Linked DNA regions of Homo sapiens: regions 1 and 2 are each linked to region 3. A link is an interaction called in ENCODE POLR2A ChIA-PET data of the cell type or tissue named here. Cell type or tissue: CD4-positive, alpha-beta T cell. All regions are shown on one strand. Each heading gives the region's core, and the rest is flanking DNA. Links, peaks and the distances in the headings are about the cores only. Region 1 overlaps RCAN3 (RCAN family member 3). Region 2 overlaps NIPAL3 (NIPA like domain containing 3). Region 3 has its middle 15 kb from the start of RCAN3AS.

What was found. ChIA-PET counts read pairs that join two places held together with the same protein. Peaks named below come from ENCODE experiments on the same cell type or tissue, not always from the same donor. Only the 100,000 strongest peaks of a DNase experiment are listed, where the experiment ranks them.
Region 1: POLR2A ChIA-PET joins it to region 3 with 5 read pairs; 9 of 35 experiments call an interaction of 5 or more read pairs at or near these places.
Region 2: POLR2A ChIA-PET joins it to region 3 with 5 read pairs; 10 of 35 experiments call an interaction of 5 or more read pairs at or near these places.

The regions. Positions count from the first base shown.
Region 1 is chr1:24,535,708-24,546,601 of GRCh38, reverse strand. RCAN3 (RCAN family member 3) reads right to left here. Exons shown (of 5, transcript NM_013441.4): 5 at 5,562-10,894. NCMAP-DT (NCMAP divergent transcript) reads left to right here. Exons shown (of 3, transcript NR_109781.1): 3 at 6,726-7,328. Among named protein-coding and RNA genes, the nearest start is that of NCMAP-DT, 15 kb to the left of the region's middle. RefSeq lists enhancers at 5,249-5,543, 10,054-10,143, 9,970-10,619, 10,620-10,894. In CD4-positive, alpha-beta T cell, for the core only: a CTCF peak has its summit at 4,411 (motif pointing left); DNase peaks (open chromatin) are centred at 4,431 and 5,411.
Region 2 is chr1:24,428,833-24,433,832 of GRCh38, reverse strand. The region is part of intron 2 of NIPAL3 (NIPA like domain containing 3); the gene reads right to left. Among named protein-coding and RNA genes, the nearest start is that of NIPAL3, 16 kb to the right of the region's middle. In CD4-positive, alpha-beta T cell, for the core only: no CTCF peak of the experiment used is centred there; no DNase peak of the experiment used is centred there.
Region 3 is chr1:24,482,848-24,492,119 of GRCh38, reverse strand. No RefSeq gene overlaps it. Among named protein-coding and RNA genes, the nearest start is that of RCAN3AS, 15 kb to the left of the region's middle. In CD4-positive, alpha-beta T cell, for the core only: a CTCF peak has its summit at 5,593; DNase peaks (open chromatin) are centred at 3,729, 5,649 and 7,779; H3K4me3 peaks cover 1,133 bases; H3K27ac peaks cover 2,352 bases.

The DNA of each region.
Region 1 (10,894 bases), core at 3,500-8,499, 54 kb before region 3:
GCTGCCAGAAGCGGCTCTCAGATGGAAGGAAAGCTGGAAAGGGGATGGAGCGGGGAGGTGGTCTTCCCCTGAAGTCTGGCCATCTCCAATCGGACTTTTCTCCAAAGTCCCACTGTCAAGCCGTCCCTCTGAAGTCAAGCTGCTTCTCTCTGACATCCGGCTGCTTCTTCTCTTCTCCCCTTCTCTGCTCTCTGCCAGTGGAGCCTGGGGTTTTTATGGGTACAGGATGGGGATTGGGTGGGCCAGGGGTGGTTTTGGAAAGGGCAACATTTGAATGGGAATACAGGGATTTTCTAAGTTTGGGCCATGTTTCCAGGCTTGAGGGTGGAGCTTTGCCAGGGTCCCTGTCCTTTTCAGCCTAGAATTTCTCTGCCTCCTGTCCTTATCACAGCCTTGCTGATGACTTGATGGCAACCTCTGAGAGACCCTGAGCCACCACTGTCCAGCTTAGCCACTCCCAGATTCCTGATCCTCAGAAACTGTGAGATAATGTTTTCTTGTTTTAGGCTGCTAAATTTTGGGATAATGTGTTGTGCAGCAATAGATAAGTAATACACCCCTTAATGGATTTTTATTAAACCTGCAGTTTAACTGTCTCCTTTTTCTCTAGCATGAACAACTAGTTAACTTCTCTCCGGGAAAACACACCTTAAAGTGTTCAATTCATATAATTGGACACATCTAGAGACAGGAACTAAGCAGGAGGGTAGCTCTGTGCCCTTTCACAATAGAAGTCATTAGTATACAGTATCTAGGATTAGCAGGATGCCCAAGGGCTGCTTCTCATTTGCAAAGGAGACAAATCTCCATTCTAGACTTTCCAACAGTTGTTAGAAATATCTAATGGGATAGAATAAATAGCCTGCCAAGTAACTGAAGTTATCAAGGAAATAAGTCAGAGGAGGCTAGTCCATTTAGTCCATAAAAGACCTTTCATTCACAGGGCTTACTCAGGCAATTTCTGAGAAATCATTTTTGGTTTAATTTCCTCCTTTGGGGGAAGGAGCCTGGTCAAATCTCTCAGGACAGAATACTGTATAATTTCCCATCAAAGATCTCAATTATTCAAAAGATATTTAAGAAAGATAGCACCAGGCCGCGAATTAACCTGATTACTTCTTTGAACCAAAAGGAAATGGTGAATCTAGAGTCAAACCACATGCAACGCTCTTCATTTGTAGCTCAGAGAAGAATGAATGATACAGTATATTTTTTTCCATCCATATGGGAGTACATTTAATAAAGAATTTTCATCTACATAATGTAGTAAAGTAAAAAAGAATCTGTTAACCCTTTAAAGTCTATCAAAAGGTGATATAAAGTCTCATAGTAAATCAGACTTATTATCCTTAATCAATTATCCTGCAATTATCCTTGATCAGTGTGCAATTATCTTGCACATTATCCTTGATCTGTGCAAGATGCCTCTTATGTTTGGAGATATATGTTTAATGTGTATCTTTTTATTTATATGTATTCTTGCAAAGTGCATTACTGTCTTTGTGCAGTACTTCACATAATGCAAATGTTAGATACATCTTCCTCCTTTTGGCACTCAGCTGTTTTCAAGATATATCCATGTGGCTGTGTATATGGCTACTCTTGCTGCATGGTTCTCCATAGTGTTCATTTTCCAGTTGCAAATACCAGTTTGTCTCCATAAATAATGGTGCAATGAACATCCTCAACATAGCTCTTTATGGCCCTGTGTGAGAATCCCTTTGGGATATTCTTGGGACATCTCTCTCTCTGTCTCATCTATCTCCAGGAGCAGAACTGCAGAGTCAGAGGTTTTGTTCTTACTTAGATGACCAAGGACTGCCAGTTTGTTCTTCAGAATGACTAAACTAGTCTATACTTCCACCAGTTTTATATCAGATTTCCTATATGCCCTCCCTCTGGCTATACTTGGCATTAATTGCTTTTACATTTTTGAGAATCCAATAGGTATAAATGGCATCTTGTCATTTTAATTTGCACTTTATCTGATTACTAGGTTTTAGTATTTCTTCATAGGCTCATTGTTTTCCTTTTCTGTCAATTACTTTTCATATCCTGTAGCCTATTTTTCTATTGGGCTGCTTTTCCTTGTCAATTTGCAGAATCTCTTTGCATTTTATAGTTATTTCCCCTGTGTTAGTGTCAGAGGTGTTCAAACCAGGGTGACTCCATCTTGAATAGGGGCTCAGTAAAATGAGGCTGAGACCTACTGGACTGCATTCCTAGGAGGTTAGGTGTACTTAGTCACAGGATATTTACAGTTAAGGGTACAAGTTAATAATGTTAATGTTAATGGGAAATAATAGACCCAGGAAATGTCCTGATGTCCCAATATCTTAAGAACAAAAGCATTTTTAGTTTAAGAATATGTTTCGCTTTAAAGATAATAATATAGATGCTTGTGGAAGACAGCAGTTACGCAAAGATTAACAGTCCTTTGTCACAAACCTTTGTAGTAGAGCACATCTCCGCCATGATTTTTGCTTTATCTTATATATAAACAAGCATTGTATCTTAGGCAGGCACGTTCCCCCTTGTGCTTTTGGGAACGCCCTACTCTGTTTATGGAGTATCTATTCTTTCACTCCTTTACTTTACTTTCTTTTCTTTTCTTTTACTTGAGACACAGTTTCACTCTGTCATCCAGGCTGGAGTGCAGTGGCACAATCTCGGCTCACTGCAACCTCCGCCTCCTGGGTTCAAGCGATTCTCCTGTCTCAGCCTCCCAGGTAGCTGGGACTACAGGTGCGCACCACCACGCCTGGCTAATTTTTGTATTTTTAGTAGAGACGGAGTTTCATCATGTTGGCCAGGCTGGTCTCGAACTCCTGATCTCAAATGATCCACCTGCCTCAGCTTCCCAAAGTGCTAGGATTACAGGCGTGAGCCACCATGCCTGGCCCATTCCTTTACTTTCTTAATAAACTTGCTTTTACTCAGCTAGGCACGGTGGCTCACGCCTGTAATCCCAGCACTTTGGGAGGCTGAGGTGGGTGGATCACCTGAGGTCCAGAGTGCGAGACCAGCCTGACCAACATGGAGAAACCCCGTCTGTACTAAAAATACAAAATTAGCCGGGCGTGGTGGTGTATGCCTGTAATCCTAGCTATTCGGGGGGGCTGAGCAGGAGAATCGCTTGAACCTGGGAGGCGGAGGTTGCAGTGAGCCGAGATCACACCATTGCACTCCAGCCTTGGCAACAAGAGTGAAACTCCGTCTCAAAAAAATAAAAATAAATAAAATAAACTTGCTTTCGCTCTACTCTGTGGACTCATTCCGAATTCTTTCTTGCATGAGATCTAAAAATGCCCTGTAGGGGTCTGGATCAGGGCCCTTTCCGGTAACATCAGGACTGCAAATATTTCTCCCTATTGTGTGAACATTTTCATGGCATTCTTCATTGAACATGAATCATTGATTTTGATGTAACCAATTAGAATTCTTACCTTATAGCTTATGCTTTTAAAGTTTTATGAAGTCTCTCCCTGCCTCTAGGTCACAATGATATTCTCCCACAATTTGTTCTATTAGTAATTTTACATTCTAGATTTAGGTCTTTAACTTTTAATTTTCAGCATTTAACTTTTCCAAACATTTCGGACCACAAACTTTTCCCAAGTAACTTACTTTGAAATACCTTACTGAAATATCTAATCTACAAATTGCTTACATTTATACTTTCTATGTCTCAGAAGACCCGGGGAAGCTTGGCAAGATGAGATCTTTCCTGTGTGTGCAAGAATTTTAATCTTTTCTTCTTCTAGATTAGAACATTTTAATGTGTTCATTGAGGGCAGGAACATAGTGGTGGCTCACTCCTGCCCTTTAAACATACTTCTCAGTGATAATAGGACTCTGATACATCTGATACATACATTGTATGCGTTTAACTTGAAGCCAGTCTATTAGGTAAATTACTTAAATCTTGATTCTTGTATTTCCTACTCTGCATTAAAAATTTTGTTTTTGGCCGGGTGCAGTGGCTCGTGCCTGTAATCCCAGCACTTTGGGAGGCTGAGGTGGATGGATCACCTGAGGTCAGGAGTTCAAGACCAGCCTGGCCAACATGGTGAAACTTGTTTCTACTAAAAATACAAAAATTAGCCAGGCATGATGGCGTGCGCCTGCAGTCCCAGTTACTCGAGAGGCTGAGGCAGGAGAATTGCTTGAACCCGGGAGGCAGAGGCTGCAGTGAGGTGAGATTGCGCCACTGCACTCCAGCCTAGGCAACAGATTGAAACTTGGTCTCAGAAAAAAAATTTGTTTGTGTGTGTGTTTTGTCCTAGGTTCTTTGCAGTGGTTTTCCAATTTTCTGTTTTAGCCAAGGAATCCTTAGCTCAAGTGGAAAACATGCTAGGACCTTTAGGTATAGCAAATAATAGGAGAGTTGAAGCAGGAGTGAAAGGCCCCAGGAACCTGGAAGCATGGCGCCCCCTGGAGGCAGCCCCACAGAACACAGCTTGGAAAAACTTCAAAGTGGAAATGTCCTCAGCGACTCCGCTTTAGTTTTTTAAAAACAAAAAAGGCCAGGTTCGGTGGCTCATGCCTGTAATCTCAGCACTTTGGGAGGCCAAGGCAAGTGGACCGCCTGAGATCAGGAATTAGAGACCAGCCTGGGCAACATAGGGAAACCCTGTCTCCACAGAAAATACAAAAATTAGCCGGGTGTGGTGGTGCACACTTGTCATCCTAGCTACTTCGGAGACTGAGTTGGGAGGTTGGGGCTGCAGTGAACTGTGTTCATGCCACTGCACTCCAGCCTAGGCGACAGAGCAAGACCTTGTCTCAAAAACAAAACAATATCAAGAACCTTTTTATCCAGATACATTTATCCAGAAAAATTAGATTTTGGTGTAACAAAGTAGTGGAGTGTGGTAGAAAGAATGTCAAGAAATGGGTTCTAGTCCCAGGTCCATGACCATCCAGATGTGTGCATTTGGCAATGCCTCTGGGGCCACTTTCTTGTAAAGGTGTGTTGGGGGTGGGGTTGGGATGGAGGAGGAAGTGGAGGGAGGCAGGGGCAATAGAGGGGTGTGTCTGGGTCTGTTCTGCTGAGCTCTCACAGGGGTTGAACTCAGGTCCCCATTCTTCCCCCAGCCCCTTGAAAAGGAGCAGCTTTGTTTACCTTTCCTTTTTGTAATAGTTTTACATTGGCTTTGTGTAAGATTTCATTTGAACAAAGAGCAGAGTCCTATGGCTTAAAAATAAGTATTCGAAATCCCACTGCACTAGATAACCTCTACTGTCATTTATAGTTCCACATTTTGGAGATTTTTTTTTTTTAACCGAGACAAAAAGTAAGTCTTTACCCGGAATAAATCATTTTTAACCAAAGGGGAAACCAGGGTAAAAGGTTTCTTGGGGAAGAGCTGAAAGTGCAGTGGTTATTTACAGAGTGAGCAGTGACTCACCACCTTGAACTCTGGCACTGCACGGCATTAATGTTCAACAGGACTCTTGTGAAAGGAACAAACACAATATTGCACTTCTCTGTCTTATTAGCTAAATGTAAGTGATGCGTATTGAAAATACTACACACAAAAAAACTCAACTCAATGGACTGATTTAAAAATAGTTACTAACTTTATTTGTATTCGTTTTAAAAACAGAACTTGTTACAGGTAATCACGAAGCTTCCAAAAAAAAATTACATTCTGCTTTTGTCATCTTGATAGGACAAGGAATGTTTAGATGTCCTTAAAACACAGGGTAAAGTTGACAAATAACAAACTACTACAAACTATGGATTGTCACTTCAAGCACACTAAAATGTGGAATACATGTACATAAATTACTGACCAGTTTTTTGCAATACAAAGAGTATGCACTACAGCTTATATACCATAAAGGTAACATGCCCCAAAATATAACAGAAGATCACAAACACGTTCGGAGAAAATAATAACTTTGACTCTTGGGTTCAATTAAGATTGAAGTGAAATGATTGGGAAAGTTTTCTGAAACTTGAAGGGCACGCACATTATAGCAGAACCGTCAATCAACAATCACGTGGGGTTGAAAAGCAGCAAGAAGAATATGGCACGGTAACAGGGGTAACCACCTTTCTCTCTCCTCAGTCCCCAATTTGAGTTAGGAAGATTGAGGACTAAACAGAAAACAGTATTTAAAAACATGTATTATCTGCATAGATAGAAATCTTCCATTACGATGAGAGTGAACATTCGGTCAAAGCTATGCAGGAGTGCCAAGAGTCTGCAGGATATGATTCTGTTTCAAAAGGAAATATATAGGTTTACATCCAGACAGACCACATAACGAATTTAGTGAAAGATCTTTACGCTGTTATTTAAGTGGGTAGAGACGCTGACTCAGCCCCAGGTTAGTTCTTGACCTTGGCTAAAAACTCTACTTTGAACGTGATGATTTTTATAATCTTTGTCAGTGAACCCAGCAGTTGTTGCTTTCAGTTGTCTTATGGATTGTACATTTGGTAATAAGAAAACAGTCTCCAAATGATTAACATTTTCCCCTGATTCACAATGAAACAACGGCATTCTGACGAAGATGATCCATACACCGAGGGGAGTTTAAAAGACAAATAAGTATTCAGCGAATTGTAGGACAAGGTTCATAAATCTTTTAAAACTTTTTAAATAGTGAGTTTCTGTAACATGGACTTACAGCTCCAGCTAGGAAGCAACTATTGCCCCATCTTTTGTTCCTTTATATTGTCACCCCAATTATAAATAATTTGTTTCTTTTAGTACAGGAAGATATAAATGCAAATGTGCAAAAAAAGGAAGAAGGAAAGATGGACCAAGTTCACCTGTTTGGTACGTACAGGGTCCACAGCTCTGCAGAAAGGGGAGAAACCTGGTAGACAGAGGGCCTGACGCACCATAGCATTGAGCACATTTTCCACTGCTTAATTATGTGTGAGATTTTCCCTTTTAAAATAAATCTATGGTCTGTGAAATAGTCTGTATAAAAATATGAAGCCTTGAATAGGCCAGTCATAGCAGTTCCGTCTTGAATAGAACTCAATTTTACAAGCACGGAGTGAGAGTATCATTCCACTGCAAACTCTTTTATTTCCACAACATATTAGATCTCATTCTGCTTTAGTAGAGTTACCTCTTAAGTACGACTATTAGTCATTTCATTAATATGAAAATCTGGGAAGGCCCACATAAAATACCAACATAATTGCTGGCTACCAAGATAAAATTATTTAGGCAGATTCCAGCCCCAATGGTTCAATGATAACAAAACTACAAAACATGGGACATCAAATTCATTAATAAAATTATTAAGTCACCTCTTCCATCGAATGATGAGATTTTTCTTATTCACTGTTTCCCATCAGGGAAAAAAGAATCCTCCCACCTCATGCCTTTTTTTTTTTCTGATGCCAGGAATTAGTATTCATTGCCTCTTTAAGAGGCCAATGCAAAAAAAGGTAGAAAAAGCCCTAGCCCAGGAGTTGGGATTGCCAGTTGTAGTCCCTGGGTTGCCTTGCTGGGGGTGCCTAAGTCAGTGCCATAACCTCAGTTTTTCTAATCTGTGTAACATGGGGATAGAGTATATGATTTCCAAGGTCACTTTCACCTCTGTGATTGAGCCTCTAAGAAAGCCAAATCTTTTCACTTTGTAATCATGACATTTTTAAAAGATGGAGTTAATATGAATGGGAAACTTTTTTTTTTTTGAGCCAGGGACTTGCTATGTTGCCCAGGCTGGTCTTGAACTCCTGAACTCAAGTGATCCTCTCACCTCAGCCTCTCAAATAGCTGAGACTACAGGCACACACCACTGCACCTGGCTAAAGACTATATTCTTAAAGAATAAAAGTACTGCACTTCACCTCTATCTCCTGGTATCTCTTCAATTCAAACACACCATTAATGACTACAATATTTTATTTAAGGCCGGGCGCAGTGGCTCACGCCTGGTTAATCCCAGCACTTTGGGAGGCCAAGGCAGGCGGATCACTAGGTCAGGAGATCGAGACCATCCTGGCTAACGTGGTGAAACCCCGTCTCTACTTATAAAAAAAAAAAAAAAAAAAATTAGCCGGGCGTGGGAGCGGGCGCCTGTAGTCCCAGCTACTTGGGAGGCTGAGGCAGGAGAATGGCGTGAACCCGGGAGGCGGAGCTTGCAGTGAGCCGAGATCACGCGGCTGCGCTCCAGCCTGGGCGACAGAGTGAGACTCTGTCTCAAAATAAATAAATAAATAAATAAAAATAAAAAATAAAAAATATTTTATTTAAACCTTTATGTTGAACTTAAAAGTTCCTTGAAGCTTTGCTTTGGCTCTTAATTACTGGTATGTTTTTGAGTACAACATTTTGAAGAAGCAGAATGTGAAAAGACTAATTTGCTTTCCAGCTGAGTTTTAGTTCTCGAAGGCAATGGAACTGTTGCTATCCACTTCTGCCTCTTAGTACCTTAAACCTCAGAGATGCTCACTGGAACACTTTTTACATGGATTTGTCTTTGGTTTCATCAGGTGAGTGTGCTACAAAAATCTAGAACCTAAGAGCCAATGCAGCGTCGGTTCTGTGACTATCCTTGTTAAGTGTTACGGTTTTCTAATCCTTCACAAATGTTTTTTTCCCAACACAAAGCACCATTATCTTTCCTCACAATTTTCAACATAGTTTGATTCCCATGAAGAGGTTATGATTTCTAAAGAAAACATGGCTACTATACTATCAATCAGGGTTAAATCTTTTTTTTTTGAGACGGAGTTTCGCTCTTGTTGCCGAGGCTGGAGTGCGATGGCGTGATCTCGGCTCACCGCAACCTCCGTCTCCCGGTTCAGGAAATTCTCCTGCCTCAGCCTCCCAAGTAGCTGGGATTACAGGCATGTGCCACCATGCCAGGCTAATTTTGTATTTTTTAAGTAGAGACAGGATTTCACCATGTTGGTCAGGCTGGTCTTGAACTCCTGACCTCAGGTGGATCCACCCACCTTGGCCTCCCAAAGTGCTGGGATTATGGTGTGAGCCACCACACCTGGTCCTATCAGGGTTAAATCCAAGTAATAACTCAATTTCAAAAAAATTGCAGAAAAGCCTATTAAAAGAAAAAAAAAACCATGAGACTTATCTCTTGTAAATTTGTTACATGAACTAGATATTAAACAGCCAAAAAAGGACAGCGATGATAGTATCTGTTAAGATCCTGGTTCATTTCACAATATGAAAAAGTTGATGGGTACTTAGTAGCTTTTTTAAAAAAATTCATTTTATTATATTATACTAGAAAAATGAAAATATTAATACTTTCCATTCAGAAAAGCTTAAATGACTCGTCTCTAATTTTGGTTTAAAGTTTTCTTCAATTTATTCAAGGCTCTCAAAAAAAAAATAGAAAAGCACTGTAATTTGCACTGCTTGACTGTAAAATGTTTTATGTGTTAGGAATAGAATATTCTTTAATGGGCAGGCAGAGAATGAAAGCCAAGCCAAATAACAAAATCTCATGGGTTTTGATCACTTAGAAAATTACAGTGAATCAATATTACCTAAAAGGAAATTCAAAAAATTCCCAATTGTTGATAATACATGTCTCCTGGCATACAGGGTCCATCTTGCAGTAAAAAATGGGCACAATGCTGAGTTCAGAACTGCAGAGTAAATTTATTGGGTGGTTGTCGGTTAAAATGACAAATGATGATCTGAATTCAATACATTAAATTGCTGATAGAATTGCAAATTTCAACTGAATTTACATTGAGGCCTAGCAGTGGTAGTTGGCTACAACTGGAACAGTTTATCACCTCAGGGTATTTGAGGGCAAGGAAGATACAGAAAAAAAAAAAATTAGGGGTATGCAACACAGTTTAAGTGCTCAGAAATAAATTTTACCACAGTGAGAACGAAACCACAATGACATGTTACTAACACTGTGCAGACGTCATGGTTGAATGCCTGCGTTCTGTTCCTTCCTGGTGGCAGCCGCCTTGGTTCATTAGTTCTCATGTTTGCAGCTCCTTCACATGCCCCGGAGCTTCCCAAGTGTGCCACTCAAAGGAAACAGCACAGTGAGTGGAGGCCAGCAGACCCACCCGGCCCAAAACAGAGCCTTCTCAGTTATGAGACTTTTCTACAGAAGGGACTTCAAAGTCTAAACAGACCAGAGAGAGTTAAAAAGATCCTGCTGCTTCTTAGGGAAGTTCAAAGGTACATTCTGACACCTAAGTGGGAAACAATTCTGTTTTAGGAAAAGTGCCAACTGCAATCCGGGTACAAAATTTCAACAAAAAGAAAAGTAAAACTGAATGATCTCCCCCTCATTCCCTAATTCATAGAAAAATAGTAGGTGTGACTTTTGTTTCAAAGCAAGCTGAAAAATGGTTAAATGGACAATTTACAAATGGTCTTCAGAAAACCTTATCATTACCTTTTCTAGTTGAAAGTCCATGAATGACATACATAAACGTACACATCATAGCCAAAAAACTCAAGAACTAGTGGTTAACAAGATACTGGAAAAGGTGAAGGATAAAAACTGGTGAATGAAGGTAGCTGGGTGGTCTACAGGCTAGAACACGGTCACGAACGGCAGAATGCAGTAGCCACCTGCGATCCTAATCATTCAAGCTTACTGGTGATACGTCCCACTTCTAAAGTGGCCGTCCTTCCTGGGCAGCCATGTCTGGAGGGCGCCACATCAGGAATGAGGGCCTGTGCATTGCTTTGTCCCAAATTCCAGATAAGAGCAACATGTGGGTGGATCTGTGTCGTAAGACTCATCCTCAAAGTGGATTTGGCATTTCTTCCCCAAAGCTAATTGAACAAATACTTGAGAACCATGATTTCTATGAATTATTCTGTATTTCTGGTTTCTTTTCCTGCAAAAAATTTCATGTATACTGAGTAACAACCTTTGATCGATTTATTAATTAGAAGCTATTTATACCAGTAGA
Region 2 (5,000 bases), core at 1-5,000, 55 kb after region 3:
ATAGTTCCCATCTCTCTCCCCCACCCATTATGCTATTATTGTCACAGATTTCTTAATTCCTTTTAAAACTTAATCATCCAATATGGGTAGACAGAATTCTGCCTTCCTTTCATTTGGAAATTATATCTAACTGGAGCCTCCATGTCTCTCTTTTCCTTCCCAATCAATAAAAGGAACTCAGTTTATGTTTCCTGAATAAGTGACTTAATCTAAGCACAAATAAATGGCAATAATTGAGAGAGTGCTCAGAAAAAGGTGGAATGTCAAAGGAGGAATTTACTCTGGGCACAAGACCTGAACTACTTGGCTTAATATTATGTGGCAAAGGCAGTATGGAAGGACTATAGCTAAAATTTAGGCTCTCAGACTTCCAGCCTGAGGTTTTTTTACATGCCTGGCCTCCTCTTCCAACCTTCACATGGCACCTGGCCTGAGGCAGAGCATACCCAACCCCCTCAACCCATTTGTGGCCTGAAGAGGACTGCAGAAGGCAACCTACAACGTACAGTATCTTGTGGAAACTAAGAGGACATCGTAATCCTAAGGAACTGCTCCAGCACAATAAGTGTGTGGAGTGTGGTTATTCAGAGGTTAGGTTCTAGAGTCAGGCAGACCTCACCTTGAATCCAGCCTCTGTCCTTCATGACACTGTGACTCGGACATATCTTTGGGCATTTGTTTCCTCAACTGTAAAATGGAGTTATTAACGGTACTTACTCCTCAGGGCAGCTGCAAGAATGAAACAAGATAAACCCATGGAAGTAACAAAGCACGATTCCTAGCACAAGTCAGAGGGTTTACGGATACAGATTTCTTTACTATGGGGCTTCTCAGAGCCTTCAATAAATATTAGCTATCATAGTTAGAGTCATCCATCATTAACAATAGGGCATCGTGAGAACTTCCTACGTGTTAGGCACATGCCAGTGGGAGGTGATCGGGTTTACTAGAGAGAGCTCAGCCTTTGGAAACTGACAGACTAGCCTTGTTGTAAAGATTAGAGATGATGACGACAATGATAATCATAAACTAACATTTATCAAGCACTTACTATGTGCCAAGTATTACTCTAAGTACTTTAAACGTATTAACTCATTTAATCCTCATAACAACCTTTTAAGGCAGGTACTATTATCATCTAATTTTACAGTGAGGAAGCTGAGGCACAGAGGATAAGAGATAGCTAGTAAGTGGCTGAAGAAGGATGGGAACCCAGGTAGTCTGACCCCAGAGCCCATGCTCAGAATTATTATGTCAAACTATATAATATATAAAGCTCTATAACAGGCCTGGAACAGGGTAGGTATTGAATAAATAGTAGCTATTATTAGGAGTTGGGGAATTGGTTCTTGACCCAGTGACTCCCAGGCTAGTGCAGAATACAGACACTAAAAATATTACAATCTGGCCGGGCGCGATGGCTCACACCTGTAATCCCAGCACTTTGGGAGGTTGAGGCGGGCAGATCACCTGAGGTTGGGAGTTCGAGACCAGCCTGACAAACATGGAGAAACCCTGTCTCTACTAGAAATACAAAATTAGCCGGGCATGGTGGCACACGCCTGTAATTCCAGCTACTCGGGAGGCTGAGGCAGGAGAATCACTAACCCGGAAGGCGGAGACTGCAGTGAGCCGAGGTTGTGCCATTGCCCTCCAGCCTAGGCAACAAGAGCGAAACTCCATCTCAAAAATATATATATATAATCTATTAGAGATGGGCACAAGAAGTACAGAGAAGGGAGGAATGGCACTCCAGTCACTTGTTCCTTCAGTGCCTAGTTTGTGCCATGCCCTGTCCTTGTCCTCACATAACATACATTGAACTGACTACGTAATCACATTGTGGTTAGGGCTACACAGGAAAGGCACAGGGTACTCTACGTGACAGGGACCTGATCTAGTGTGTGTGTTGTGGGGTGGTCAAGGAAGACATCTCTGAAGAATGATTTCTGAAGGGAGGGCTGAAGACCTGGAGTGGTGGGGGTGGGGTGCAGAAAGCTGTTCCACAACGCATAGGAAGCTCCGGGGGTGGGAACCAGCAAGTACTTTTGAGGAAGAGAAAGATGGCTGGTGTAAGGGAAAAAGACTCAGGGAAAAATGGGATCGGGGAACTGACTAAAGGCAACCCCCTTTAATTCAGTTTTAAAAGGGGTCCAGGGAAGATGGAAAGAAACCAGAGAAGCCCTATTCCAAGACATTGGACCTGGCCTTGGAGATGACAGGGAGGCTCTGAGTGATGTTATTAGGACTATGTTTCTAAAAGAGAAATTATTTCACTTGAACACTTAAAGGTCATAAAATAAATTTTAAAAAGATAGAAATCAGGGTTGCAAGGACCAGAAGGCCATCTTCTTTGGACTGGGGCCAGAGATTTTCTTCCACAAGGTGATACTGACAGTCTTAGGGGACTTGATCACCTATCTTCATGTCCTTCCATGTTCTTTGCCAGCTTTTCGTATGTTCCGCTTTCTCATTTCACCTTTCACGGCAGTTTTTTCCCGTTTGATCAAAGAAAGGCTTGTCCTTCATTTACCTTAGAATCTTACTCTGGTACATTGCCAAGTTGTAAAACCACCAGGAAATCAAGGGGAATTCTGAAATTTTGTTTCCCACTTTTTTTAGTGATAATCAAGATGCTGTAACGCCCATCCCAAGAATGACTTTTCTTCCCTCTGTCATCCATATTCCTGTTAAGGCATGACACTGGAATGGGATAGTTTGGCCCTTGTTGGAATATTCCTAAGCCAGAGTCTGGTTTGACTGATGTTTGGAAAATAAGGACTAGCTTTGTTAATTAGGTTATATTCCAGATCTGTTACACAGATTGAATGAGCTAAATTTCCTGCTCTAAGCTTTGACAAAAATATATTCAAAGCTTGTTCTAAAATAAAATCATTTATACTTGAACTATATGTACAAATACTTATACATTATACTACATAATAAATGTAAAAATATATGTGCATTAAAGTACAGCATAAGCAAAGGAATAGTAAAAATAATATTTCAATTTCCCTGACCCTTTCTAGATATATCAGGTTAACACAAGGTGCCTTTAGGTGAAAAAAGTTACAGGCATAATCGACAATGCCCTTTTGGTAAACGTCACAGAAATTGTGAAAGCAAAACAAATCTTGTTGTTGTAATTAGGAGTGTCCAGTACTTTGCTTTGAACAAAAATGAAGGTGGCTCTGATTGTATCGTTAGCTGATGAAAATAGTTTATCATGATGTGACTTTTAGCATGTAACTTGGAAGGAGTTTAAAGAATTTAGTGATACTGGAGCCTAGCACGGTGGTTCATGCCTGTAATCTCAGCACTTTGGGAGGCCAAGGCGGGTGGATCACTTGAGGTCAGGAGTTCAGGAACAGCCTGGCCAACACGGTGAAACCCCATCTCTACCAAAAATACAAAAATTAGCCAGGTGTGGTGGCTGGCACCTGTAATCCTAGCTATTTGGAGGCTGAGGCAGGAGAATCACTTGAACCTGGGAGGTGGAGGTTGCAATGAGCTGAGATCGCGCCATTGCACTCCTGCACTCCAGCCTGGGCAACAAGAGTGAGACTCTGTCTCAAAAAAAAGGAAAAAAAAAAAAAAGAATTTAGTGATACTGCTATACCAACAGTCCTTCCATTCCAGGTACTTATACTAATGTGAATAAAGTTCTTAGCACTTTAGCTATGGGAAACAAAACTTGCAGTAGAATAGATGCTAAACTCTACCTCATTCTAGCAATCAGTAATATTTATCTTGAATACAGAAATTAATTTTTAAAGAAAGTCTTATTCTTCTCATTCAGATATTCATTTCTAATACTTTTTTTGCTTAATAATCATTGTAAAATTTTACACTGCATTAACAGCTTTCAGTCAATCATACCAATAAATAAACTCTTCTGAACCTCATATCCAAGGAAATTTTAATAAATGAAATTTGATTACCTATTCTACATCTTTTCTTATAGAGAAGTATGAAAAAATTTTCACTGGGAGGCCATCAGGCTGAGACAGCTGTAGGGCCTTGGGTTCCTATGTAAGCAAACTGAATTGCAATGTAACCAGTAAAATGATACTTAAGCACAACCAATCAAAGCATCAACTAACCTCTAACTAGGGACTTTCCTCCAATCAGACCCAAATAAAGCAAGCACCTATCTGTAGCCAATCAAGCCATTTCTTTGCTTTGCTTCTGCATTCAACCTATAAAAGTGTGCTGCTCAGGCCACTAAAGCGGAGCTCTCTGAACCTCTTCCGGTTCTGAGTGCCTGCCCAATTTTGGAATAAAATTCTGTGAGGGAAATAGAATGGAAATACAAATTCAAGGAGAAAAGGGAATGATGTAAAATTTTCAACACATAAAGAACAGCTTATATATTTTTCAGAAGGCTGATAGTGGGTACTGAATGGTCTTTATACCAAGGGCTTCAGTTAACAGTATCTAACAGTACTCAATACTGTTAGATAAATAAAAAATGCCAAGTTTAAATTTGCCAGAAATGGTTCAATACATTCTCCTGCCTCGGCCTCCTGAGTAGCTGGGACTACAGGCATGTGCCACCATGCCCAGCTAATTTTTTTGCATTTTTAGTAGAGACGGGGTTTCTCCATGTTGGCCAGGCTGGTCTCAAACTCCTGACCTCAGGTGATCTGCCCACCTCGGCCTTCCAAAGTGCTGGGATTACAGGGGTGAGCCACCATGCCCGGCCAATATTCAACCATTTTTGATGCATAAAGATGGTAGTTTCATATGGTTCCACCTATAACTGGTAGCTGCTATTTTATTTTTACCGCAAGAGACCAAGATGAGATGGCCTCAGATGAGTGGTTGACTAAATCCACGAGGATTTAGTCTGTCTTCACAGACTAGCCTGAGAATGTGTTAACTCACTACCATGGAAGTGCAGAGCTGCAGAAGGGCAGAGGGAGGCCACTGTGGCCACAGAGACAAGTCAGGGAGTGTGGCAGGGAAGGGTGGGACCCAGAAGTGAAAACTATAAACCT
Region 3 (9,272 bases), core at 3,006-8,005:
TCAGTGGAAATAAGTGGTACTGCCCTTCTAAGATGGTTTGGGGGCTCAAATGAACCGTTTGTGACAGCACCTAGAAAAGTATAAACTTTCAATAACAAGGTTGGCAATCAGTAACTATTGCATTTTCATTAAAAAGAAACATGTCTTAAAAAAAAAAAAAGACACTCTTGCATAATTTTGAAGATCGGGCATGGAAATATGTCTTCAGCATGTTTGCAAGCCTGGATGCTGGGTGAGATTTCATCTTGCAGTGTTGCTCTAAATTAGAAAGACTCAATCCCATTTGCCCAAAGATTCGGAAGCTGCTGAATTAACTACAGATCCGTTATCTTCGAGGGCATCAGTACTTACGGGTCCACACTGGAAGGAGCTGCTCTTTAAACGTTGCAATCCTGGAATTTGGGGGGAGGAGATATTATTTCCTGATTAACTTCAGCTGCAGATGGTGAAAAATAAGAGCTAGATGGCCATAATCAGAAGGAAGAAGGGGCAGGCAGAGAGCAAAGGAGAAAATGGAACATTAAAAATGGGCAGCGGCTTGAGCAGCCCACCGATTCAAATGAGTCTGAGTTTTCTCAAGTGTCCATCAGGGTTTAGTGAAGAGACAGAAATCACATTAGTGAGTTAAACAGAAAGAATTTAATATAAAGAATTGTTGGCCAGGAGCAGTGGCTTGTGCCTGTAATCCTAGAATTTTGGGAGGCCCAGGCAAGAGACTATCCCTCAAGGCCAGGAGTTCGAGACCAGCCTTGGCAACAGACACCCCATCTCTGCGAAAAAAAAATTTTAATTAGCCAGGTGTGGTGGCGTGTATGGGTAGTCCTGGCCATTCAGAAGGCTGAGGTATGAAGATTCCGTACACCCAGGAGTTCAAGGTTGCAATGAGCTGTGATCGTACCACTGCACTGCAGCCTGGGCAACAGAGTGAGATCTCCTCTCAAACAAGAAAAAAGAATTTGTTACTTAGACATAAAGCTATTACCAGAGTAACTGAACAGGTAAAACTCGAAAGAATCATGGTGGTAGCAACTTTAGAGAGCTATGTCCATTCCTAGTGTGTCCAGAATTGGTGGGTTCTTGGTCTCGCTGACTTCAACATGACTTCAGGAATGAAGCCGCAGACCCTCGTGGTGTTACAGTTCTTAAAGATGGTACGACCGGAGTTTTTTCCTTCTGGTGGGTTCACGGTCTCACTGACTTCAAGAGTGAAGCTGCAGACCTTCACCATGAGGCTTCAGCTCATAAAAACAGCACGTCCAGAGTTCTTCATTCCTTCAGGTGGGTTCGTGGACTCACTGGCTTCAAAAGTGAAGCTACAAACCTTCGTGGTGAGTGTTACAGCTCACAAGGTCACTGCCAACCCAAACAGTGAGCAGTAACAAGAACAGCCAAACAACAAAGGCTCCACAATCAGTAACCAGACCCAATCTGATTGCCACTGTCCCTTTGGGCAGTCTGCTTTTATTCCCTTATTTGGCCCCACCCACATCCTGCTGATTGGTTCATTTTACAGAGAGCTGATTGGTCCGTTTTACAGAGAGCTGATTGGTCAGTTTTGACAGCGTGCTGATTGGTGCATTTACAATCCCTGAGCTAGACACAGAGTGCTGATTGGTGCATCCACAAACCCCAAGCTAGACAGAGTGCTGATTGGTGCATATACAATCCTCCAGCTAGTCATAACAGTTCTGCAAGCCCCCACCCAACTCAGGAGCCCAGCTGGCTTCGCCTAGTGGATCCCGTGCCAGAGCTGTTCGCCAGTCCTGCCGATGCGCGCCTGCACTCCTCAGCCCTTGGGTGGTTGATGGGACGGGGCACGGCGGAGCAGGGGGCGGTGCCCGTCGGGGAGGTTTGGGCAGTGTGGAAGCCCACAGGGGGAGAGGGGTTCAGGCATGGCGGGCTGCAGGTCCCTAGCTCTGCCCTGTGGAGAGGTGGCTGAGGCCCTGTGAGAATTTGAGTGCGGGGTGGGTGGGTCGGCACTGCTGGGGGACCCGGTGCACCCTCCACAGCTGCTGGCCCGGGTGCCAAGTCCCTCATTGCCTCGGGCCAGCTGCTCTGAGTGCGAGCGCCTGCGAGCGCCGCGCACAGCCCTGACTCCTGCCCGTGCTTCTCCCTCCACACCTCCTGGCAAGCAGAGGGAGCCAGCTCCCACCTCGGCCAGCCCAGAGAGGGGCTCCCACAGTGCAGCGATGGGCTGAAGGGCTCCTCAAGCGTGGCCAGAGTGAACGCCGAGGCCAGGGAGGCACTGAGAGCCAGCGAGGGCTGCTAACACATTGTCACCTCTCACTAGGACCAAGGGAACCAAAGGAAGAGGTTGTAATGATTAAACTTTAGAAGAGGTGATTCAGACATGAAAAGGAAGTACCTGTGCTACAACTTGGATGAACCTTGAAAGTATTATGCTAAGTCAAAAAAGTCAATCACCAAAGCCCATATATTATTTCATTCCTAGGAAAATCCAGAATAGGGAACTCTATAAAGACAGAAGGTAGATTGGTGCTTGCCAGGGGCTAGGAGTTAAAGGGTACCAGGAAGTGACAAAGAGTATAGGGTTTCTTTTTTAATTGTGGTAAAATACACCTAACATCAAATTTACTCTTTTCACTATTTTTAAGCATACAATTCAGTGGTATTAAGTAGATTTTCACTGATGTAATAATTAGAGCCTCTTCCTTGGTTCCCTTGGTCTTAGGAATGGACATAGCTCTCTATAGTTGCTGCCTCCATGGTTTTTTAGAGCGTTTACCTGTTCAGTTACCCAGGTAATACTTTATGACTAGGTAACAATTTTTTTCTTCTTTGAGAGGAGGTTTCACTCTGTTTCCCAGGCTGCAGTGCAGTGGTGCCATCACAGCTCACTGCAACCTCAAACTCCATCCATCTCCAGAACACTTTTCATCTTGCAAACCTGAAACTCTGTACCCATGAAACCCTGGACCCATTGACTTCGCAGTTCCCTCTCCCCTCTCCCCCAGCCCCTGGTAGCTGCCATTCTACTTTCTGTCTCTATAAATTTGATCCTCTAGGTACCTCATATAAGAGGAGTCACATAATATTTGTCCTCTTGAGACTGGCTGATCGGACTTGGCCTGATATCTTCAAGGTTCATCTATGCTGTAGCATGGGTCAGGATTTACTACTTTTTTTTTTTTGAGATGGAGTCTCGCTCTGTCACCCAGGCTGGAGTGCAGTGGCGCGATTTTGACTCACTGCAAGCTCCCCCTCCTGGGTTCACGCCATTCTCCTGCCTCAGCCTCCTGAGTAGCTGGGACTACAGACGCCTGCCACCACACCCGGCTAATTTTTTTTTGTATTTGTAGTAGAGACTGGGTTTCACTGTGTTAGCCAGGATGGTCTCGATCTCCTGACCTCGTGATCTGCCCGCCTCGGCCTCCCAAAGTGCTGGGATTATAGGCGTGAGCCACTGTGCCAGGCCAATTTCCTTCATTTTTAGGGCTGAATGATATTCCATTATGTGAAGAGACCACATTCCCTTTATCAACTGATAGGCACTTAGCTTGCTTCCATACTTTGGCAATCATGAATAATGCTGCTGCAAATGTGGGTGTACAAATACCTGTCTGAGACCATGCTGATATGGTTTGGCTGTGACCCCCACGCAGATCTCATCTTGAACTGTAGCTCCCATAATTCCCACGTGTCATGGGAGGGACGCAGTGAGAGGTAATTGAATCACCGGTGCGGTTCTTTCCCATGCTGTTCTCTTGGTAATGAATAAGTCTCACAAGATCTGATGGTTTTATAAATGGGAATTCCCCCGCACAAGCGCTCTCTTGCCTGCCACTATGTAAAATGTGACTTTGCTTCTCATTTGCTTTCTGCCATGACTGTGAGGCCTCCCCAGCCATGTGGAACTGTGAGTCAATTAAACCTCTTTACTTTATAAATTACCCAGTCTCAGGTATGTCTTTATTAGCAGCATGAGAACAGACTAATATGCCTGCTTTCACTTTTTTTGTGTGTATAAATAACTCAGAAGAAGAATTGCTGGATCATGTGATAATTCTATTTTTAAATGTTTTTTGGACTTGCACTTATTTATTTATTATTTTTGAGATGGAGTCTCGCTCTGTTGCCCAGGTGGGAGTGCAGTGGCACATCTTGGCTCACTGCAGCCTCCACCTCCCAGGTTCAAGCATTCTTGTGCCTCAGCCTCCCGGGTAGCTGGGATTACAGGCATATGCCACCACACCCAGCTAATTTTTGTATTTTTAGTAGAGCTGGGGTTTCACATGTTGGCCAGGCTGGTCTTGAACTCCTGACCTCAAGTGATCTGCCCACCTTGGCCTCCCAAAGTGCTAGGATTAAAAGCGTGAGCCACTGCGCCCGGCCTATTTTTAATTTTTAAAGAAACCACCATACTGTTTTCCACAGTGGTTGCATCATTTTCTTTCTTCCTTTCTTTCCTTTCTTTCCCTTCCTTCCCTTCCTTCCCTTCCTTTCTTCCTTCCTTTCCTTCTTTCCTTTCCTTCCCTTCCTTTCTTCCTTCCTTTCCTTCCTTTCCTTTCCCCTTCCTTCCTTCCCTCCCTCCCCCGCCCTCTTTTTTTCTTTCTTTCTTTCTTTCGAGATGGAGTCCTGCTCTGTCACCCAGGCTGGAGTGCAGTGGCGCTGCAACCTCCGCCTCCCGAGTTCAAGCGATTCTCCTGCCTCAGCCTCCTGAGTAAGTGGGATTACAGGTGCATGCCAGCACGCCCGGCTAATTTTTGTATTTTTAGTAGAGATGGGGTTTTACCATGTCGGTCAGGCTGGTATCGAACTCCTGACCTCGTGATCCACCCGCCTTGGCATCATTTTGATTCCCACCAGTGGTGCAGAAGAGTTCCCAGCTTCTGTACATCGTCTCCAACACTCGTTATTTTATTTTCCTGTATTCTTTTGAATTGATGAACATATTCTAAAATTAGCTGTGGTGATGCATATATTTGTGATATACTAAAACCACTGGATTGCACACTTTAAGTGAATAAATTGTATAGTATGCGAATTATATATAGAAAACAGTTTTTTAAAAAGAAAAGTAAGAGGAGGGGGCCCTGTGGACCTGGGACATAGACCTCTGAGGAAGGAGAGCTGTTGTCTTGGGTTGGGGGAGGTTCTGTGAAGCTGGTCGTGCAAGAATTGGAAAGAATCGCAAAACTAGATTCAGCTGCTGCTACGCTAGAGTAAAGTTGTGTTCCTGGGGTGATGTGTGTAGGAACAGGAAGTAGATAAGAAAGAGCAAGTCCTTTCTTCCTCCTCCAGCCTCAGTTGCCCTCACAGGCCCCTCACAGGGAGCAGCTGGTAAAGCAGAGAGATGGTTTGGAGAGTTCCAGCTCCAGCAATAGGTTTGGAGCTGAGAGAAAATAGCTCCAGCAATAGGTTTGTTCCAAAGCCACCAATAGGTTTGGAGCTGAGAGAAAATAGCTTAAGAACTTGCACTTGATCTTGGCAACTAAGAAGGCTTCAGCAGGAATCAGACTGGTTTTGTCATCTCAGAGGCCCCAAGAGGGTCTTCAAAAAGATACCCACAAATTTGGAGGTACAGTTAAACTTGTAAATGTTCGTTGAGAAGTGGATCGATATCTTTGGAATAGTAATCCCCCTCCCTCCCTGTTGTGTCCAAAATGTAGCCTCAAGACCCACATGAAAGGCAGGAAGCTACAAGGGAGGCACAAAGCTCTTTGCCTCCTGCCTGGTGGCTGCATCTCTACTTACACTGCTTCATGGCTTAAAGAAAAATAGTAACAACAGCTAACATTATTGGCCGGGTGCGGTGGCTTATGCCTTTAATCCCAACACTTTGGGAGGCTGAGGCGGGCGGATCACAAGGTCAGGAGTTCGAGACCAGCCTGGCCAACATGGTGAAACCCCTCCTCTACTAAAAATACAAAAAAAAAAAAAATTAGCCGGGCATGGTGGCAGGCTTACAGTAGCTGTAATCCCAACTACTTGGGAGGCTGAGGCAAGAAGAATCGCTTGAACCCGGGAGGCGGAGGTTGCATGTGCCATGATCGCGCCATTGCACTCCAGCCCAGGCAACAGTGTGAGACTCCGTCTCAAGAAATACAAAACAAAACAAAACAAACAAAAAAACCCAGCTAATATTATTGAGGTCTTACCATGTGCGAGGCATTGTTCTATATTCAGTTCTTATAAACACTTACAAGGAAGGGAGTATTACTATCCCAGTTTTACAGATGAGGAAACAGAGGCCCAGAGGGGTTATGTACTTTCTCAAAGTCATCTCAGAGAGTGAACGCCAGAGCCTGGCACCCTTTGCCACGATGCCATGCTGCCTCCCAGAGTCCTGCCCTGTGCTTGTTATGACTTGACAGGCCACGTGGTCTTCCTTTTACCTATGCTGCAGGCAGCATCCCAAAAGATCTAGATGACACTGAAAACCCACCTATGCCTGGGAATTGAACAATGAGAACACTTGGACACAGGGTGGGAACATCACACACCGGGGCCTGTCAGGGGTGGGGGGCTGGGGGAGCGATAGCATTAGGAGAAATACCTAATGTAAATGACGAGTTGACGGGTGCAGCAAACCAACATGGCACATGTATACCTATGTAACAAACCTGCACGTTGTGCACATGTACCCTATAACTTAAAAGTATAATATATTAAAAAAAAAAAAAGAAAACCCACCTATGCCATCAAACCAGAGATCATGGTGAATGGTCCTGCTGCAATACACGTAGCCCCTTGAATGGTTTCAAATGCTGCCAGCATTTGCCTTGATGTCGCTGTGGCCTGACGGGCTGGATTGACATCCTCCTCTCAGAATGCAATGGGGTACTTGGTGAAGACCTGAATCAAAATTCTGGACTGGGCATGATGGTTCACACCTGCAATCCCAGTACCTTGGGAGGCCAAGATGGGAAGATTGCATGAGGCCAGGAGTTTGAGACCAGCCTGGGCAACATAGGGAGACCTCACCTATAGAAAAAAAGTTTAAAATTAAAAAATTAGCTGGCATGGTGCTGACCACCTGTCTACTCTAGAGGATCGCTTGAGCCCAGGAGTTAGAGGTTGCAGTGAGCTATGATTGCACCACTGCACTCCAACCTGGGCAATGGAGCGAGACCTTGGCCCCCACCCCCACCGCCCCCGCCAAAAAAGAAAATCTGAAGCTGAAAAAAATCTACCATTTGAAATGTTTTTCTTTCCTTTCTTTTTCTTTGACAGAGTCTCACTCTGTTGCCCAGGCTGGAGTGTAGTGGCGCAATCATAGCTCACTTTAACCTCCAAGTCCTGGGCTCTAGCTGTCCTCCCACCTCAGCCTCTCAGGTAGCTGAGACTATAGGTGTGAGCCACCTCACCCGGCTAGCTTTTTATTTTTTATAGAAACAGGGTCTCGCTATGTTTTCAGGCTGGTCTCAAATTCCTGGCCTCAAGTGATCCTCCTGCCTCAGCCTCCCCAAAGTGCTGGGATTATAGGCCTGAGCCACCTTGCCTGGCCTGAAATAGTTTTTGATGTTAAGGGTGAAGACTTGAGTTGCCTGAGTTCTGGGAGGGCCAGCTCTGTGGGGCTCTTTGAGAAAGGAGATGTAAGTTAAGTTCTTGAGGAAAGACTTGGGCCCAATGGAATGCAACAGGTCTAGCTTCTCTGGTACTTGGAGAGTCCTAGTGGAGGGAAAGAGAGCTGCCCTTGAGCCATGAAGGCTTACACGGATGGGGGATTGGTGAGGGGAACCCTGCTCATTAAGTCTTCTGAGGTTAGGCATGGCCTGTAGGCTCACACGGAGCCATTTCCAGGGGCTGCTGAGGGCCTGTGCCCTGTCTTGTGGGGAAAACCCACGGTGGAAGGCAGAGCAGGTGGGGAACCCCTGGCAGTGGGAGGTGAGCAGCAGGGGGCTGCCGTGTGCTGGTCTTGAGGGGCAACAATAGCTGAGCAAGATGAGAAAACCCAAGAGATGTTGCAGAGTACACGGTATGCTCAAAGCATTCCCTGAGACTGTCTCCAAAAAACAGAAGATGGGGATGGGGGAGAGAAAATGTCACATTAAGGTGGGCTAATTTCCAGCTATTAGAACCTTGTGATGTAATCATCTGATAGAAAAAGGAAAAGCATTATTAGCCAAAGTCATGGTTTGGTGAGGCCTGAGACATAAGGGTCCAATTGAAATATAAATTAGACAAACTTTTTTTTTCTCTGTTGCCCAGGCTGGAGTACAGTGGTGTGATCTTATCTCACCGCAACCTCCGCCTCCCTGGTTTAAGCGATTCTTCTGCCTCAGCCTCCCTAGTAGCTGGGATTACAGGCGCATGCCACCACACCTGGCTAATGTTTGTACTTTTAGTAGAGACTGGGTTTTGCCATGTTGGTCACACTGATCTGGAACTCCTGATCTCAGGTGATCTGCCTGCCTTGGCCTCCCAAAGTGCTGCTATTACAGGTGTAAGCCACCGTGCCCGGCCAAATTAGACATTTATCCAAGTGGGACATTCGACCAATCAGGCTGTTGGTGTCAGGTGATTTGGCTTGAAGTGAATTGACTCAGAGCCCTACCATCTGTGTATCTCTCTTTTACTTCAAAGGTTTCCCATGCGGTGCTGAGCTTTTTCTTGATTTACAAGTCTTTGATTTTTCAAAAGGCAGCAGTGTATTGCAGGTGCCCACAGAGCAGCAGAGTCTATTTTCCTTCTTTCTTTGAATCACCGTAACTTATTTTGATGGAAACTGATGCCTACAACTTTTAGGAACGTGCTCTTTCTCTTAGATGAGGCATGTCTTGAGCTGGATTCAGAGCAGCTTTCACACTAAGAACCTACCAGTTTGTTACTTTTAGTCCAAAGAAGTGGGCATCGCCTGAATGTCCTGGAAAGGCCCCCGCTGGACAGATATCCAGGGCCTGCTTCCTGGGCACTGTGGACTGTGCAGGGGCACAGCGCCCCACACTCTAAAGGGCCTCACACTTGGTTTAAATGCCCTGCATTTATCATCTTGAAATCCTTAACAATCTCATCTCTGAATATTTTTCCATCTGTAAGCAAAGTCAGATGGGACAATGCAGCCGTGGGCAGATTGGTACAGTATATGTGTCTGCTGTTGTTTGCTGCCCATTCACATATAGCATTCGCCATGCCCCTGAGCACCGAGTTCTGTTGGATCCATCACGTGTGTGCAAAGCAAGTCCACGGTAAGTGTGTGATGGCCGGGCGCAGTGGCTCACACTTATAATCCCAGCACTTTGGGAGGCCAAGGCGGATAGATCATTTAAGGCCAGGGGTTTGAGACCACCCTGACCAATATGGCAAAATCC